Regions from separate parts of the Mus musculus genome. Here region 1 is linked to region 2. Evidence: chromatin loops called from intact Hi-C (ENCODE). Cell type or tissue: gastrocnemius. All regions are shown on one strand. Each heading gives the region's core, and the rest is flanking DNA. Links, peaks and the distances in the headings are about the cores only.

The links. Peaks named below come from ENCODE experiments on the same cell type or tissue, not always from the same donor. Only the 100,000 strongest peaks of a DNase experiment are listed, where the experiment ranks them.
Region 1: a loop joins it to region 2, with 9 times the contacts of the local background. A loop is called at or near these places in 34 of 42 quality-filtered maps.

Annotation. Positions count from the first base shown.
Region 1 is chr4:82,639,448-82,647,783 of GRCm38, forward strand. No RefSeq gene overlaps it. Among named protein-coding and RNA genes, the nearest start is that of n-THgtg10, 24 kb to the left of the region's middle. In gastrocnemius, for the core only: a CTCF peak has its summit at 3,730 (motif pointing right); DNase peaks (open chromatin) are centred at 3,755, 4,196, 4,456, 4,890 and 1 more place; H3K27ac peaks cover 218 bases.
Region 2 is chr4:82,929,288-82,937,623 of GRCm38, forward strand. Frem1 (Fras1 related extracellular matrix protein 1) reads right to left here. Exons shown (of 37, transcript NM_001198811.2): 26 at 6,685-6,886; 27 at 5,574-5,718. Gm33260 (a long non-coding RNA gene) reads left to right here. Exons shown (of 3, transcript XR_390683.3): 2 at 2,697-2,799; 3 at 7,779-7,982. Among named protein-coding and RNA genes, the nearest start is that of Gm33260, 9.8 kb to the left of the region's middle. In gastrocnemius, for the core only: CTCF peaks have their summits at 4,565 (motif pointing left) and 5,207; DNase peaks (open chromatin) are centred at 1,753, 4,550 and 5,203; H3K4me3 peaks cover 877 bases; H3K27ac peaks cover 544 bases.

The DNA.
Region 1 (8,336 bases), core at 29-8,028, 290 kb before region 2:
GACGGATGCTCAGCCTTGCTTGGAATACATGATTGCAAACTAAAGTTAGAGGACACTAATGTCCCCCCAGTTAAACTGAAGAAACCATGAAAGATTGTACTGCATTGACAAACTCACACATTTCCCCTTGGATTGTGAACGGATGCAAGCTCGGTGGACAGCACTTCTGCCATCTCAATCAAGATTGCTGAAAGACACTGAGCTCCTGTCACCCCTTTTTGGAGGAGTTATCCTACAGAGGCACCTGCTCATGTGAGAAATGACAATGGCATCATTATTAATTGCTTTACTGTTTGCCAAATCAAAAGATGGGGAGCCATCTGAATGGCCGGTATTGGAAAAGGAATATGTGACTTATGAGGCCTGCCCATGACAGCATGCTACGTAGCTGCAGCGGTGAGATGATCAGAAAGAATGACTTAGAAAGGTATACATGCTAAAGTCATGTGGAAAGAGAACAGGTAAAAACAACAGACATTGGCTTTCAAAGGGCCAATAAAGACTACATGAAGGTATAATTTTGTAAGTATAAAATTTCTGCTGAAGAACAAGGAATGAGGAAGACGGTTATGAGAAGAGAAACTGCTTGTCTAGAGAAGCAAGAAGAAGCTACACCCTCCACGGTATCTGCCCTTCCTTCTTGAACTTTCATCCCTTTTCACACGTTCCTTATTCACAAAAATTAAGATGTTAGTTTGGCTAAAACTAATTTATGTCAATAGTCTTTGGAAGAGGATTACGCCTACTGCAGAGACTAATCCGTCTGTCTCGGAAAAAAAAGAAAAACACAGACGTAAAACCTCAGACCTGATATAAAAATAACTAAGATACTTTGTGTAGTTATCATGTTATTATATGTAATTATAATAATTACATTTTAAATAAATGAGTATGTAAGATAATTCATTTCCAGCACCACAATTAGATGGAGCTTTCTAGAACACAAACTTGATAACATCATCTTCCTACTGTAGAGCTTTTCATTGCTCCCCACTACCTCAGAATAATGAGGTTCAATTTCCTTAATACATACTACCCGGCCCGTTATTCACCTGGTCTCACCTTATTCTTCCAGCCTCACTCCTCGTTGTTTTCATTAATTCTGAGTTCCATGTTGTCTTGAAGAACTTGTCTCCACAATAGACCTTTAGTTAAGCCTGTTCATCTTCTCTGCTTCCTCTGGCCTTGGGATCTTACCCCTGCTCCTTTGCTCTTTGCATCTGATGAGAGAACCTATCTCCTTGGCCTCCAAAGCTGGCTAGGTCTAATTTCCTCCATGTCCTGAGGTACACCACACAACTCACTCTCTCTCTCTGAGGATTCCTCACCTCCTTGGATGGCAGTTGATAGTTTACTCCCCTGACCTCTCAGTAGACCGTGATTTCCTTGAGTGAACCGTAAGCAGCAAAGAAGCCATGTGTAATCTGTTGAAGAAGTCCATCAATGAAGTCACGCTGGAGGTGAGACACGGATGAGGAAAAGAAATAATTCAAAAGAAACGAATACAAAATGGCAATAGGATTAGGCCATCACCCATGAGTGGACCTTCTCAAACACAGCCCTACACACAACCTCACGGGTCTGCATGCAGCAGTGGTGGTGGCAGGGGGAGGTGGGGCACGGGGGGCGGTGGCAGCAGCAGCAGCAGGCAGAGGTCATCAGGGTTGCTTCCTTGGCAAGCACTTCTGACCCTGTTTAGCTCCATCCCTCCCCATTTCACTACTAGATCCTGATTGTGCTCCCAAGCAGCTGGGTGTGGCAGCCACAGTCAGTTCTTAATTGGGTGCTGGAGGATCGCTGTAGTGGAAATTACTGATACAAAGATATGACCTAAACCATTAGGACAGCTTCCAGAAAGGTTCTCCGCTATCCGGGGAGTAGGAACAGAAGGGAGGCCTGGGCCCACATGAGTCACAGGGCTATCTTCTGGGTGGTTTCTTCTGGACAAAGGGCAAAGGAAACTGACTGGGAATCTCTAGGCCACCTGGATGCATAGCCCACCTGTGGTTATCAGAGTATAAATGGTTTGTTTGTTTGTTTACTAAATTGGTTTAAATTCATATATAACCAGTGCTTCAGCTTGAAACAAAAACATGTTCTTGGTTTCTAGTGGGTAGCCCAGCATTCCACACAACAAACTGCTGAATTCCTCTATGGTGAAGTAACTACAAAAGAACAGCTGGTGTGTATGGTGTCCAGCCTTGATTCTTAGCATTTTTAACTGAGAGAAATTCCTGGTCTCTAAAAGTGAGATAGATATTCTTGACCACCAGACAGGCCTGGGGGCCCCAGCACAGGACAGAACAACCTTCCCAGATATGAGAGCTCACTGGCAATTCCAGTACAAGGCTATAGGAGGTATGCTATGGTATTTAACTATACTTTTATGCAAGGTATGGTATTTAACTATACTTTCAGTTATAATCATGTTCAAAGCCTGGCGGCAGTTGCCAAAAGGACAGAGAATAACACATTCATTTGTCACCAAGGCTGACCACAGTGGTTCCTGAAATGCTAATTTTCAGATAATGATACAGTTTCTACACAAACCAATAGATATGAACTCTGTTATAACAATTTGATAATAATTTAAATTAAAAATAGCTTACGGTGATAGCAAGAAAACCTACAACAACCCAGGACTAAATCTAGCAATATCTATTAAGGTGTTTGTGAGTATAGTAACTAAAGGATTTAAAAAGAAAATCTAAGATAGAAAGATGGCTTCTGAGTAATGCCCACAGAGGTTTGCTGTCACTGTCTTTAAATGAGATGAAAGGGAAGAAGAGGGCTGTTGACCCTGGAGAATGAAAAGGGACAGGCTCTTCTCTAAAGCTTTTGGAAGGAATGCAGTCCTGCTGACACTGGCTTCAGCCTGTGAGATTCTCCCAGGGTACTAACATTCAGAGCTAACCCTATCTCCATGTGCCGGTTTCATTTAACCCCACCACCGTTTCTGGTTGTAATAGTGCTAAGAATTCCCACAAGAAGACTCAGACATCTCCTTACTTTGGATCAAAAGTTGAAGGGAATCAGCTTCCTCATGAGAAATCTGGCTGGCTAACTAGACAGAAGGACAACACAATGTCCTACAGTGTGAAGCTAGACACAGGTTGGCAGGTCCTTAAGTCAGTGAAAGAAACTTTTCTCTCAAGTTTAATGAAAAATGGGGATATGTTGAGAGAAAGTTACAGAGTGGCCTTATGAGATGGAAATGGGGAAACAGAATCGTACAGTTGCCTACCACCCTGTGTGCTCTCCCCTTGAGGAACGCTAGTATTCTCTTTCCAAAAGGGAAATGAGAACATGACAGGGACTCTGATGTTTCCATTAAGGGGGAAAAAACCCAACAACAAGAACAGCAACAACAACAACAAAAACAAAAAAAGAAACAAAAATCAAAATTAAACACACACACACAAACCCCAGAAAGGAATCACACAGATTCATATTCAAGCACTGTTCTAAACTAAATGGGAAGAACATATTTCTGGTTAATCATAAGGAAATCCAGTGTCAATGCAAAGACGCCTGCACTGGTATTAACAACATGGAGAGAAGAAAATGGCTCATTAATAATTCATCAAGATTACTGTCACCATTAACTGATGCACACTTTGTGATGGATAAGATGGCATAATTGAAACACACACACACACACACACACACACACACACACCTCTTGCAGCTAGGGGTGCTTCCTGGCTGTCATAGTGTTATTCACCACTCGAGGGAGCCCAAGTGTCTTTGGTCTTGGCCTCACTGTAATGACATGGGGGCTTGGTCAAGTGGCACATCCTTCTGTTACTCTGCTGCAGGGTGGACATCCAGGAGAGCTGGTTTCTTTGTTGTCAAGGTCTGTCCTGTGTGCCGTACGATGCTTAGCAGCATCTCTCTAGCTTCTGCCCACTAGTTGCTGATCAAAATGTCACAAGACACTGCCAAATGTCCCTCTCCACTCTCAGGCAGGGATGCCTACTTAGTGAAGCTTCCAGAGCTTCTGGGCCCCCAAAACTCTGACCCCTCACAGAGAAGTGTGGCAGTGTGGAGAAACCCTCAGCTGTATCCGTGCCCCTCTTGTGTGAACAGCCTGGTGACAAGCAGATCTAGGAAGACTGATATGTCTCCTGCCAACCTGGCAGGAGGCATCAGAGAGCTGGAGTCTTGGCCAGCCTTTATAAAGAGTGGAGCACTGCCACGGTCCCTCTGGGTGGTGCTGAGCTCAGGCGATGCTGTTGTCTTCAGGCTTTTGGTAGCAGCTCAAATGATTAGTTAATTATTCATTACTATTTGTCATAAAATCCTGAAGGGCTGCCAAGTGGTATCACGCAGGCAATGCCGAAGCAGAGGACATGTCTTTTCTTATGTTCCAGTGGGTAGCAAACATAGGCTGCTTTGAAAGCATACCAAGGACTCCAGGCACCAGCTTGTGAGTGTCCAGATGGGAGGTCTAAGACGGCAGGTCTTGAAGCTTTGCCCTCCGGGCTTGTGCTTGCACCTGCCCTGTTCTCCTGGCTACCCAAAGCATGAGGCTGGGGGTCGGGAGTGAGGGTTCACATGGAGAGAGATGCTGAAGATGGAAAATGGAGTCCAAGGTCTGGCCAGCACTCAGGTCTCCCATTTGCTCCCAACCCTTTTACCTTTTGCACACAATGGTGGACAGCCAGCCTCCTGAAGAGGGGCCCTCTAGACTCTATTTCTCCTCCCCTTTTCCTTGACCATGGCTCTCTTTGGTATATCTCTTTCCCATTTCTTTTATGGCCACCTTCAGTATTCCCTTTAATCGATAATAATATATACGGATCCTGGTTTGTATTGGGGCTGAAGTCAGCAGAGGACACAGCATGATATGCTCTGGTTTTGAGAACACCTGGCTCAAAGAAACCAGGCAAGGAAGCATCCACTCTGGAAAAGCCTCTCAAACAGAAGGGGAGAAGGGCCCGGCATCTGGACTACAAATAATTTTAGAGGTAGATTCTCCCTCCAGTATCTTCTTTCCCCTTCTCATCATAATCCTGCCTATTATGATCCATATCCACAGATCCAGGTATCAAAAGAGGGGTTGGGACATGGGAACACGACAATGATCAGCACCCACAAGGGCAATGCCTGCCGCCTGGGCCTACTTTCTTGGCCTCCCCTTCCCCTCTTCAAGACTATTGTTTTGTTTTGTTTTGTTTTGTTTTGGATATTCATTATTTTTCCAAACTTGGCAGGTACACAGTTAATTGGGATGTGTGTGCTGTGCACACAGAACCCCTCAGGGCTTTGAATCCTTTTCAGACTCAGTTTCTCATTTGGCAAAGGGATAATGTAAGTGTGGTAAGCTCGCCTCGGGGACTCAGTGTCAGTGAGGTGCTTCCAAACTTCCTGGTGTCCAGAGTGCTGTGGTCCACACGCCGCTCACAAGTTGGTTCCCGGGACAGGGTTTCTGCTATGCTGGAGCCAATAGACTTCAACGCCCCACTGGTGCTACAGTGGGTGCCTCTGCCAGTGTCCCATTCTGTCATCACGGAGCTGTGCCTCTTCCCTCATCCTGAGCGCTACTGACTCGTCAGGAGGTGTGTGACACTAATTGGTTCCGAGCTGTGCACACGGGATAGGCTGTGCTTAGCTCATTGCTCCACTCCCCTTCCCACCTCTGCTTTACACTCCCTTTGGGACATCAGCTCAATGGAGTTTACTTTTCAACCAGGTCTCCTGTCTTTGTTAATGACTGTTCACTGTGGTTCTGCCTGGGAAAGTTTTCAACTAAAACTAACTCAGGTAAAGGATTGTGAAGCAATATTAGAACTGAATGGTCGAAATGACTTCATTCTTCCTAGGGGAGTTTTCCAGGCCAATTTCCTCCTAAAAATCCATTAGTGACAGTGGAGGAGGACACATGTGCCAGTCATTTGCATAAGTGTGCATGCCTAGCTTGGTCGGTTTTTTGGGGGTGGGGGTGGGGAGGGGGCGTGCTGCGTGTATGTGCTTGGATTTTTTTTTTTTTTTTTTTGAGACAGGGTTTTTCACTGCTCTGGATCCTTCTGAGTGAGCGAGAGTGACTTGTCCACAAGCCACAGAGATCTGCCAGTCTTGTTTCTGCAGTGCTAGATTATAGATGCACACCTTCATATCTAGGTGTTTTTGGGGTGTTTGTGGGAAGATTGCTGTAATTGTTTTGTTGTTGTTATTGTTGTTGTTTTATGGGTATTGGGTATGGACTTGGGTCTTTTGGCCTGTGTGAAAAGCACTTTATCTACTATGCTAATTTCCAATCTAAATTCCTCATTTATGTTGAAGTTAAATAACTACTCTTTTATGTAAGTAGAAGGCACTAACCAACAGTACCACTGGCACTACTAAACGACTGCACTTTCAGAAGGTTAGAAATAGAACACTATTAGGAAGTAGCAGGTGCAATGTAGACAGATGGTCAGCGCTGTGGCAGTTGTCTTCTTCCTGGCTGCTGCACGTTCCTGCCTCTCTGTGCTCACAACGCTAAAGTGTATATGGTAGTGGTTTCCTGTCATTGTGTTCTTTTAACTGATACGTGCTCTGACACCATGATCACTTGTTCAAATGTAACTTCTCTCTGTACCTTGATCTGCCCTCCTGAAGTGGGGACTCTGACCACCTGTGGGTGATCTCATTGTTATCAGCAGGCTAGTTAACAGTGAGAGGAGATGATCACCTATGATCCATGGGTGATCTCATGGTTATCAGCGGGCTAGTTAACAGTGAGAGGAGAGGAATCACAGTCAAAGGCCAGCAACTGGAGAGCAGGGATTGGAGTTGGGGTTGGGGCATGAGCAGGCAGGCAAGGTGATCAGTATCTTGTGCTATAATTCATGACATCATATTCACAGTGCTTATATTCAGAGTTGAAAAGCACGATATGGATTTTTACGGAGTAGTCTTAAAAGAAAGAATATCTATTTGGGTCATGGTTTCAGAGGTTGCCATCCATCATGGTGGAAGAGTTAGCAGGGAGCTTGCATCACGGTGGCCAGGGAGCAGAGAGCAAGAGAGAAGTGTCTACACTGTCTGGCTTCCTTCCAGCCTTCATTTCATCCAGGGGCCATGTAGAAACCCCCGTGTTGAGCTGACTGAGCTCTGAAAACACCTCCCAGACACAATCTTAGGTAGGGTTTACTAGCCTAGGAACATCTCAACCAATTCAAACTGAAAATCAAGATTGATCTTCACTGGCCATGTGAGCCACTGTAGTGCTGGGAGTAGGTGACTTCAAAGTTACAGAATGCATTTCATTCAAGCTGAGACGTTCAAGACTGAGATGCTAGAAGACATGGTGTCTGTGAGGACCTACCTCCTGAAAGGCCATACCTGTGTTGAAGCTATTTCACACTGACTGACTACTTGATTGTAGAGAATTGGACTATTGGACACTGATCAAGGACCCACATCATCTTGGGTTATTTTTATTCTTTTTCAAGACATTTTTATTCACTTCTGTATCTAGTCTAACATTCTTTTCTCTTTCAGTAAACCCTCTGTAATGTATTCTTAGCAGACCACTAACTTCTACCTCCCAAGTTAGAGTGATGATATGTGGCATCTGAATCCTATGACAGAGTTTCCTCTGCTTTGTTAAATCCAGTCTACCTGCAGTTTCCAAAAATATATTTGGAAAGTACGTGGGTTTATGACTATCTTTTGTACTATAACTCTGGAAACTTCATCTGATCATTCCCATGGTAGAATTTGTCATTCAGGGAAACCTGCATCTATATTTGGCTCTGAATAAACTCTGTCTAAATCCTTTTGGAATAAGAGCTGTTTGCTGTCAAAGCTTGTGGGAAGATAGCTATCTTTTACTGTCTTCATGTAACAGAAAGGCTGAGGAATTTCTAGGGTGGTCGCTTCTATAACCAGCACGAACTATTTCCACCCATTAGGATTTCCTGACCTAATCACTTCCCAGAAGCTCCACTTCTATTTTTTTTTAATTTTTAATTTAATTTTATTTATTTAGGTATTTTCTTCATTTACATTTCCAATGCTATCCCAAAAGTCCCCCCATACCCTCCCCCCCCCACTCCCCTACCCATCCACTCCCACTTCTTGGCCCTGGCGTTCCCCTGTACTGAGCATATGAAGTTTGCAAAACCAATGGACCTCTCTTTCCACTGATGGCTGAATAGGCCATCTTCTGATACATATGCAGCTAGAGACAGGAGCTCCGGGGGGGGGGGGGGGAGCGGTACTGATTAGTTCATATTGTTGTTCCACCTATAGGGTTGCAGATACCTTTAGCTCCTTGGGTACTTTCTCTAGCTCCTCCATTGGGGGCCCTGTGTTCTATCCAATAGCTGACTGTGAGCATCCACTTC
Region 2 (8,336 bases), core at 321-8,320:
ATATTCCAAATGCTGTCCCCTTCCTCATTCCCCCTCCATGAATTCTTCACCCCATCCTGCCTCCCCTTTGCTTCTGAGAGAGAGCTCCCCCACCCACCCACACACTCCCACTTCACCCTGCTAGCATCCCTCTTCCCTGGGGCATCAAGTTTCTACAGGATTAAGAGCATCCTCTCCCACTGAGGCCAGACAAGGCAGTCCTCTGCTACATATGTAACGGGGCCACGGATCAGCCCATGTGTGCTCTAAAGCATGGTTTCTTAACTGGGCATGTATGCAATTCTCTGAGGCATATTGTAATTCTTAGCACTAGGCATGTCTGGAGACACTGTTGACTGTCACAAGCAGCACAAGGGTGGTCCAGGCACTTGGTAGGTGGAGCCAGCAAGGGATGCTACCTAGCAACCATGCACAAGTCATTAGCCTATGGCGAAGAGTTATGCTTTCCCACACTCCAAAAGTGTTGTCCACAGTGAGAGAGCTTGTTCTACAATTTAAAAAAATTGTGCTTTTGGTATTTTATTTTGTAGCTACCTGACTCGTGTATACGAACAAATGGAAAGAAGCATTCTGGGTTAGAAGGTCAGGTTTGGATCTGGGACATCAATCTAGGTTAATAACAGTGCTTTACCCTCTCCATACCTCAGTTTCCTTAAAGTACACTAAGGGCAAGTCACACTTCAAAGGAGCTAATGAGCATCCAGGAGTGCCCATTAAGTGTGGCAAGCGTCTTAGTAACGGGTTTCAGAGAAGCTAGAATCGCGATTAGGTCATTACTCCTATAACCAGACGGTCACTTAAAATCCAGCAGCATCTGACTTCAGAAAACTGAAATGCTAAAATATATTTTCCTAAGCATTCCAAGGTTTATCAATTCAGAGACGGAGCTATTAAGCCTGACAACCTCATACTTTGAACACCTGTGCTTCCCAGTTTTCATTTTCTCTTGATAATGGGGAGTGGTTAGCCAAGAGGCAACACAGAGAGTGGAACAAACACGCCCTTTGGAGTCAAGCACACCTTGCAAGCATTCATTAGTGTGGGAATGCGGTCAGTTCTTCCCGCTCTCTGGGCTTCTGCTTTCATTATCTTAAAATGAGGAGAATTACACTCACGTCAAATCATTAACATTAAAATTAGTTAATGTGTACAAAGCACCTGTACACAGTGGGTGCTTAATAAGTGCCATTTTCTCTCCCTTCCTCTGTGCTTTCCGGAGCTCGAGACTGGGGATAAGCGTGTTGACTCTGGGCTGGAGACAATGCTCAGGCATTAGCGAGGAAATGGCTTCAACCTCTCCCCTTACAAGGTGTTTCATAAAAGCAGTTTAAATGTTTAAAAGTTCGCCTGATAGAAATTCCTCTCCTTTTACATTTCTTTCAACTTTTCTCTTCTGAGGCCAAGACTGAGTAACAGAACAGCTGGGGCAGTTGTTCGAGAGGACAAGAATCAGTGATCAGAGAAAGCATTGGATGAGAAGGGCCAAGGGGATAACTTTTATTTTGAAGTTAACTCTCTCTCTCTCTCTCTCTCCCTCTCTCCCTCTCTCTCTCTCTCTCACACACACGCACACACACACATACACACACAGAAGGAAGTCCACATGAACCGTGTACTAAGAACATTACATTGGTGTACATTGGTTCCATTCTCTGGTCTACAGGGATGCTCTCAGTGAGTTCTATGGGCCCTGTGTGCCTTGCTTGGGCTCCGTAGATCGTTTGGACAGTCGAGCTGAGCCAGCGAGCAGAGCAAGCTTGTGAATGAGCAGTGCCAAGGCCAGAGCCAGGAAGAGCTATGCTATGCTCTCTGAGATCTGGATGTCAGGGTTCACATTCGGAGGCCACTCTTCCCCTGGCACAGAGATAGTTACCTCAGTGTTTGGAGTCTAATTTCCTTATTATCTTTGGAGGATTGTGTTTTTAAGCACCTAGCATGCTGCCTAGAATTTAGGCACTTAGCCAAATCTAAATCTTGAGGCAAGCATCCATGGATTTCAGTGTTATAAAATAACTTCTATTTATGGCAGTGTCTTCTGAATGCGTTCTGTGACAAATTGTCACCTGCACTAACATGGAGGGCGGGGGTGGGGGACTCTGGCCTGTTGAGGTGAGGTGAGCTACTTAATGAGCCCTTTCACAGAGTCTCAATAACAAGATCAGCTTGATGGATTTTGATATGATATACTTTTTTTTTAACCTTTAGAAAGATGTTTATTTAGCTCACAATTCAATAGGTTCAAAGCCCTCTAGATATGATATACTTAAACACACTCACCAACTAGCTAGCTGCTGCTAACTTGATTAATCTCACCCAGACCAAACTTTCCTATGTTTGATGAAATAGAGCATCTATCAATCCCTCAGAACTAAGAATGCACAGAAAGCACAAAAAGAAAGCACACTGTTTAGCTTACTGCGAATAACCACATGGATTGTTTGCTTTGTGAATAACCCTAAAATCAATATCTAATTACAGATAGGCTTTCATCTACCAAATGGTTCAGGATACTTCTTCAAACGGTCAATTGAATTAACATAGATACTCAGGGGAATTACTACTAGTAGTAAGGACCCCAAGATGCTTCCATTTGTGGGACCTCATGTATTTATCTAAAGTAACTATAATAGTTCCCTATTGTACATATGAGAAAGCTGTTGTGAGCAATCACTAAGTGCAGGCCTGTTCAACTCCAGATCCAAGGATAATTATCCCCACTATATCCCCCGGGAAGGAGATATGGAGACCACACGAACGTTGACAGTTGCTTTTCACGATTCCACACACACACAAAAACGGGTAAGCCTTAAAGTTCTTCATGGGAAAATATGTCTCTTGTAGCTTGGGTGGCCAATACCTACTGGGAAAGAAAGGCTTAGCTAGCATTAAGGAAGGATGAAGGGGGCAGAGCAGGGTGGCAGGCCACATGGGCTAATAAGGGCCGAGTCCCAGCTACCATACTAACCAGCTGCACGCGTGTGTAAGCCTCCTCCAGCTCTGTGCCTCTGTTTCCTTGCCTGCAAGTTCTAAATTATGACGGTTTTAGTGAATAAATAACATTAAGTAGAGCTAAAAATCATGAAATTCTAAATGCCTATGGTTCATATTGTGTGTGTAAGTAGGCTCTGACTGGTTGTTTTGTGACGACAAAACACTATTTAGAATTTTGTTTGTTTATTTGTTTTAAAGCCTCCCTCTCTTGTCCCCTTAGTGTGCGTGTGCGTGTGTGTGTTCAGAAGACAGCTCTTAAGAGTTGGATACGGGGGCAGGGGGTGTATGTTGGGGATTTAGCTCAGTGATAAAGCATTTGCCTAGCAAGCGCAAGGCTCTGGGTTCAATCCTCAACTCTGGGAAAAAAAAATTTAAATTAAAAAAAAATAAAAAAGAGTTGGATAGGGAAGTAAACTCAGGTGTTCCGGGCTAAACCCGCACCCTGTTTGTTATCAGAAAAATGTGTGTTTAGTTTCAGGAAAGAAAACCAAACCAAAATCCGTGTCTGCTTGGGCACAACTATTCCGCTCAAATACCGAGACAACGCAGAGCAATGTTTACTTCCATGAGCCCCCTCAAAAGGAAGTAACAGACAGGATGCTGGGCCCAAATCTGAGTTATTTTTGAATTATCTGTCCGCGGGCATCTTTCTTCACGGGTTTGAGCCATCTCCAGATGATAGCGTCATCTCCAGCATGAGCCTATGGAAAGAGATCTCTGTACAAGGATGCCTATGCCAATCTCAACCAGTCTCCTCAGAAGCCATAGCGCTGTTAACCACGTGATAATGACTCGACTGTGACTAACAACAAGGCTTGTAAAGGGTTCAAGTGTGGCGAAAGCTAGTATCATTGCTGGGGGTAAATTCTGTCACTCACACCATGCTGGCTGGCTTGCGGAGGGCCAAAGGTTTGTACTCACTCAGGGGCAGAACTGAGCAACACTGCATTTCAGTAGAACCATTTTTAAACGACTATAAGGCTGAGTGAAGTCAATTTGTTAACAGTTTTAGAATGTAGTCAACTATTTTTCTTGAAAATAACGTCTTTTCTTTTCTTTTCTTTTCTTCCTTTCTTTCCTTCTTCTTCTTCTTCTTCTTCCTCTTCCTCTTCCTTCTTCCTTCTTCCTTCTTCCTTCTTCCTTCTTCCTTCTTCCTTCTTCTTCTTCTTCTTCTTCTTCTTCTTCTTCTTCTTCTTCTTCTTCTTCTTCTTCTCTTCTTCTTCTTCTTCTCCTTCTCCTTCTTCTTCTTTTCTCTTAAGGTAAGTTATCGCTATCTAATCTTTAGCCCGTGATCTCCAGGAATCAGTTCCCTTAGGCAGAGGCAGTTTAATGGGTGTTTATAGCTTCAGGATTTTAAGTCCAGATACCTGGTCTTCCTTGTTCGTACCTGATCCCTAACACCCAGTGCTGTGCGCCTGGCATATGGTAACCACGGGACCAACATCGTCTGTGGGGTTATTTAATAAACCAGGCTGAGGGACTGCACTTGAACAGGCAAAAGAAGCCGCATCAGAACGCATTTCTGAGACAGGATGTCTGGGTTTGCTAGCAATGGCTGTAGCACTCTCTGGTGGCGAGTGGTGAAACTACACTACAGAATGAGGACACGGAAAATCCAGCCCTGAGAACATTTTCTCAGTTTCTCTTCCCGTTCACAATTCGACATAGAGGGAGCATAGTAGGGCTGTGCTCGTTTATGCTATTATTTATGTCTTGGATATGGTGAACACAAAATTTAGAACGAATTAAATGTTCTCTGAGGCGTCTGGGAAAGGCAGTAAATAACGAAAACGAATGCAGCAGGAGAAATGGACGGATGGACCTCATTGTGACCATCTGTCAGCCAGTAAATTATTCAAGGTCTATATCCAGAAGCATCTGGGAAGGAGGCACAGTCACTGAAATTATCCTGCTCTGTTAATCTTGTTAATATCACAGATTTGTTCTTGTTATGGCCACTATCCTACATCATATATATTTGTGTTTATAAATATCACTTAATATCCCCTCTACTCTATTTTTGTTTATACTATCTTCTTCTTGCCTATAAGGCTTGTTAACTTACAGAGGCAAGTGTTTTCTTTCTTTCTTTTTTGTAAGAAAGAATATATTTGGCTGCTTCTTTCTACTTCATCCCACCCCCACCTCCGTCCCCACCCACCATGGCTCAGAAGCCAGTCGTGACTAACACAGTCCTAGAGTGACCTCTGGCTGCAATACGAACACACACAGGCTTTGAGCTCAGTCCTGAAAGGCCTCCAACAGTCACTTCCCAGGGTGTGAAAGGCGATGCATTTACAACCGTGATAAAAAGGGTGCTGTTTGCTGAGCCTTTTAGTGCCTTTATAATCTGGGAACTACTGGTTTCTCCATCATCTAGAAATGATACAACAGAAATCCCCTCTCCAAAATAAATTGCATGAGCCTATGAAATAGTCCATCAATTTACCCTATTAATTGTAAAGGTTTACCCTGTAAACATTTACCCTATAAACAGTGAAAGACCTGGTATGGAAAAGATTATTTCACGTTCTTAATCGGATAAACGTGACATGCAGAGCCAGTGAATAATGGAAAGTTACCTCTGGGGAGTGGCAGTGTTCCCTGTGGGGTCCATGGCCTGAAATTCCAGGATATCGGAAGTCACTTGCAAAGAAGGGTTTATGATGTAAAGGATGGTCTTATGGCTTAAGTCCTTCTGGCTAAATCGCTCGTGGATGAATTCACCTACAAGCAAGAAATAGATGGATCTCTCATGGATAATCAAATCAAACATCACTTGAGAATTAAAAAACCACACAGCTGTTTTGTTTCAAACAGATTTAAGGAATAGAGTGCCGGGCTGGGGGTTCTATTCAGGCGGTAGTACTTGCCTAGCATGCATAGAACACACCCAAAACCCTGTATGGAGGCATACACCTGGAACGCTAACACTTGAAATAAAGAGAAAGGATGATCCAAAGTTAAAGGCTGTGTTCTACTACATATCAAATTTGAGGCCAGCCGCTACCTGAGACCTTGTTTTAAAGAGAGAGAAAAAAAAGCCAAAGTCCATTTAAAGAAAATTAGCATTGTTGCACCCATGCTCAGATACAAATAAGATTGACTCAAATTCCTCTTTAAGTTTGCTTTGCTTTGGAGATACTTGCCTTATAATCCTAAACTAAAGAGAAAGGGAATGGGGAGTTAATAAAACCTGTCGCCTCTGCCATCCTGTTTAATGAGTTGTTGTGATCATTGCCTTCCTGAAGCAGAGCTAATATAAAATTTAGCAAAGCTATTAGGGGAAAAACCATATTTTTAAAAAAGCAGATGATATAATTGGGGATTCATACTAGGAGAAAGAAATTAATCTCAAATATCAATCTCACCCTGGCACTGTGTTCTGAATAAAACACAACATGAAAATAAAACAAAATAACAAGTCAGTGAAGAGTTCAGCTACTGTGTGTCAGGAGCTGTTTCTCCTTATGAAGATGAATTTAGAAGATTCAGCTTCAAACCCCTATTAGCAACAACATTGATTTATAAACTGAGTCTATCAGCAAGCCCTAGGGAGCACTCACCAAACGGGCCTACCTACACTTACCTGAGTTCCTCTTTAGCTCTGCCAGCAACTAGTAGTTTAAAATGAGGACTTACAAGGACTGAGATGGAAAGTACACCCGCCCCCCCAAAAAAGATGGAAAGTACCTGTTGTTGTGTTCTCCAGACGTCCGTACAATGGGCCTCGTAAAATCTTAAAGATGATCTGGTCATCCTCTGTGTCAGGGTCTGATGCCTTCAGCACACGGGAAGTGATGTAAATCCCATAGCAGCCATTTTTCAAGAGCCCCACTTGAGTAGGGGAGTGCAAGTGTGTGATACGGGGCGCTGCCTTGTCCAGCTGATCCACCTGAATCACCAACGTAGCGTTACACAAGGACTTCTCTCCCTATGCTACACAGGGCTTTCCTGGCTCAACAATAGTGAACTCCTCAACCCAGAGATCGCTTGGAGTCCTTATCTGTTGATTTCTGCCGAAGCCTGTCTTGTTCACCCTATCCTAACAAATACAGAGACAAGGGCCAAGGTTTCCTTTCCATCACAAACCTCCACCCAGCTTTATGATGTCCCCTGTCTGAATTTCCTTACAATATTAGCTTTATGAAGGGACATACCACACCTTCCCACCCAATGCCCATTCTTGCACACAGCACTATGCATGAACCATGACAGAAGCACAAGGAAAACACTAAAAATGACCCCAAAATTACATGGCAAATTTAACGTCAGCACCACGGAAAGATTTGCTGTGTTTAATGAACTACATAAACAGAATCCTAGGTTTTTACAAATGCCAAAGACCTTTCCCACATGCCTTTGCCCAAATGCCAAAGTGTTGAGAAGAAAAGCTGAAATAGTTCACTATAAAAATTATGCAAGTGATTATCTTTAGCCTGTATATTGTTCCACTAAGGCTGAAGACCACCAGACTCAATAAGTGGACTAGATACTTAAGGGTGGTGGATTGGGTAAGGCTGTGTCAGAGATGATATCCCTGGGGCAAGCTGGCTAGCCAGATTAGCTGAACTAGCTAGCTCCGTGTTCAACAAGGGAGCCCTTGCCATTGGAAAATAGAGTAATCAAGGAAGACACTCAAAGTCACCCTCTAGCCACCAGATGGACATACATACACACATGAGCACACAAACATGCTCTCACATTTGTAAATAAGCATGCACACACACCCTACACGCATATGCATGCAAAAAAAAGCGTGTTTATGTTTTCTGGATTTGTTGTAGATGACTATAAAAGCATTTTAACGAATTCGGATCTGAAAATTGTATGCTGAGACTTTCAGCACTTCAAGGCTGGTGGAATTCGGGCTGTGAATTTCGTGATGATCTCCTGGGAAGAGCAGCTCCCGTAGTCACGGTGGCATGAAAGAGGAAACATGAAACATACTAAGCCATATTAGGATCCTCCCAAACCCAGGTGGCTGAAGGTGGGGTTGTGGCTTTTATTTTGTTGTTATGTTTATAAACCCAAAAGTTACAAAAGCAATAAAGATTTGTTGTGGTCAATGTTTTTAAAAATGTCTTGCTACACAAGCGCTGGGCACTTTGGTTCCCCTGTTGTGCCTCTGGCCATACTGGTTTGTTCATATATATTAAACATTTTGCATCATCAAAAGCAGGTCTTTGACTTGGTAGACCAGAAGGCTTTGAAACATTACAGGGGAAGACATTTTATTTTTAAGGAAGGCTCTGCGTATTTTACGATAACTTAAGGTATATTTAGTAAGACTCTTCCCAGACATGTCAGTCCCCATAGAGAGTAATGGCAGGTCCTTTTGTCTA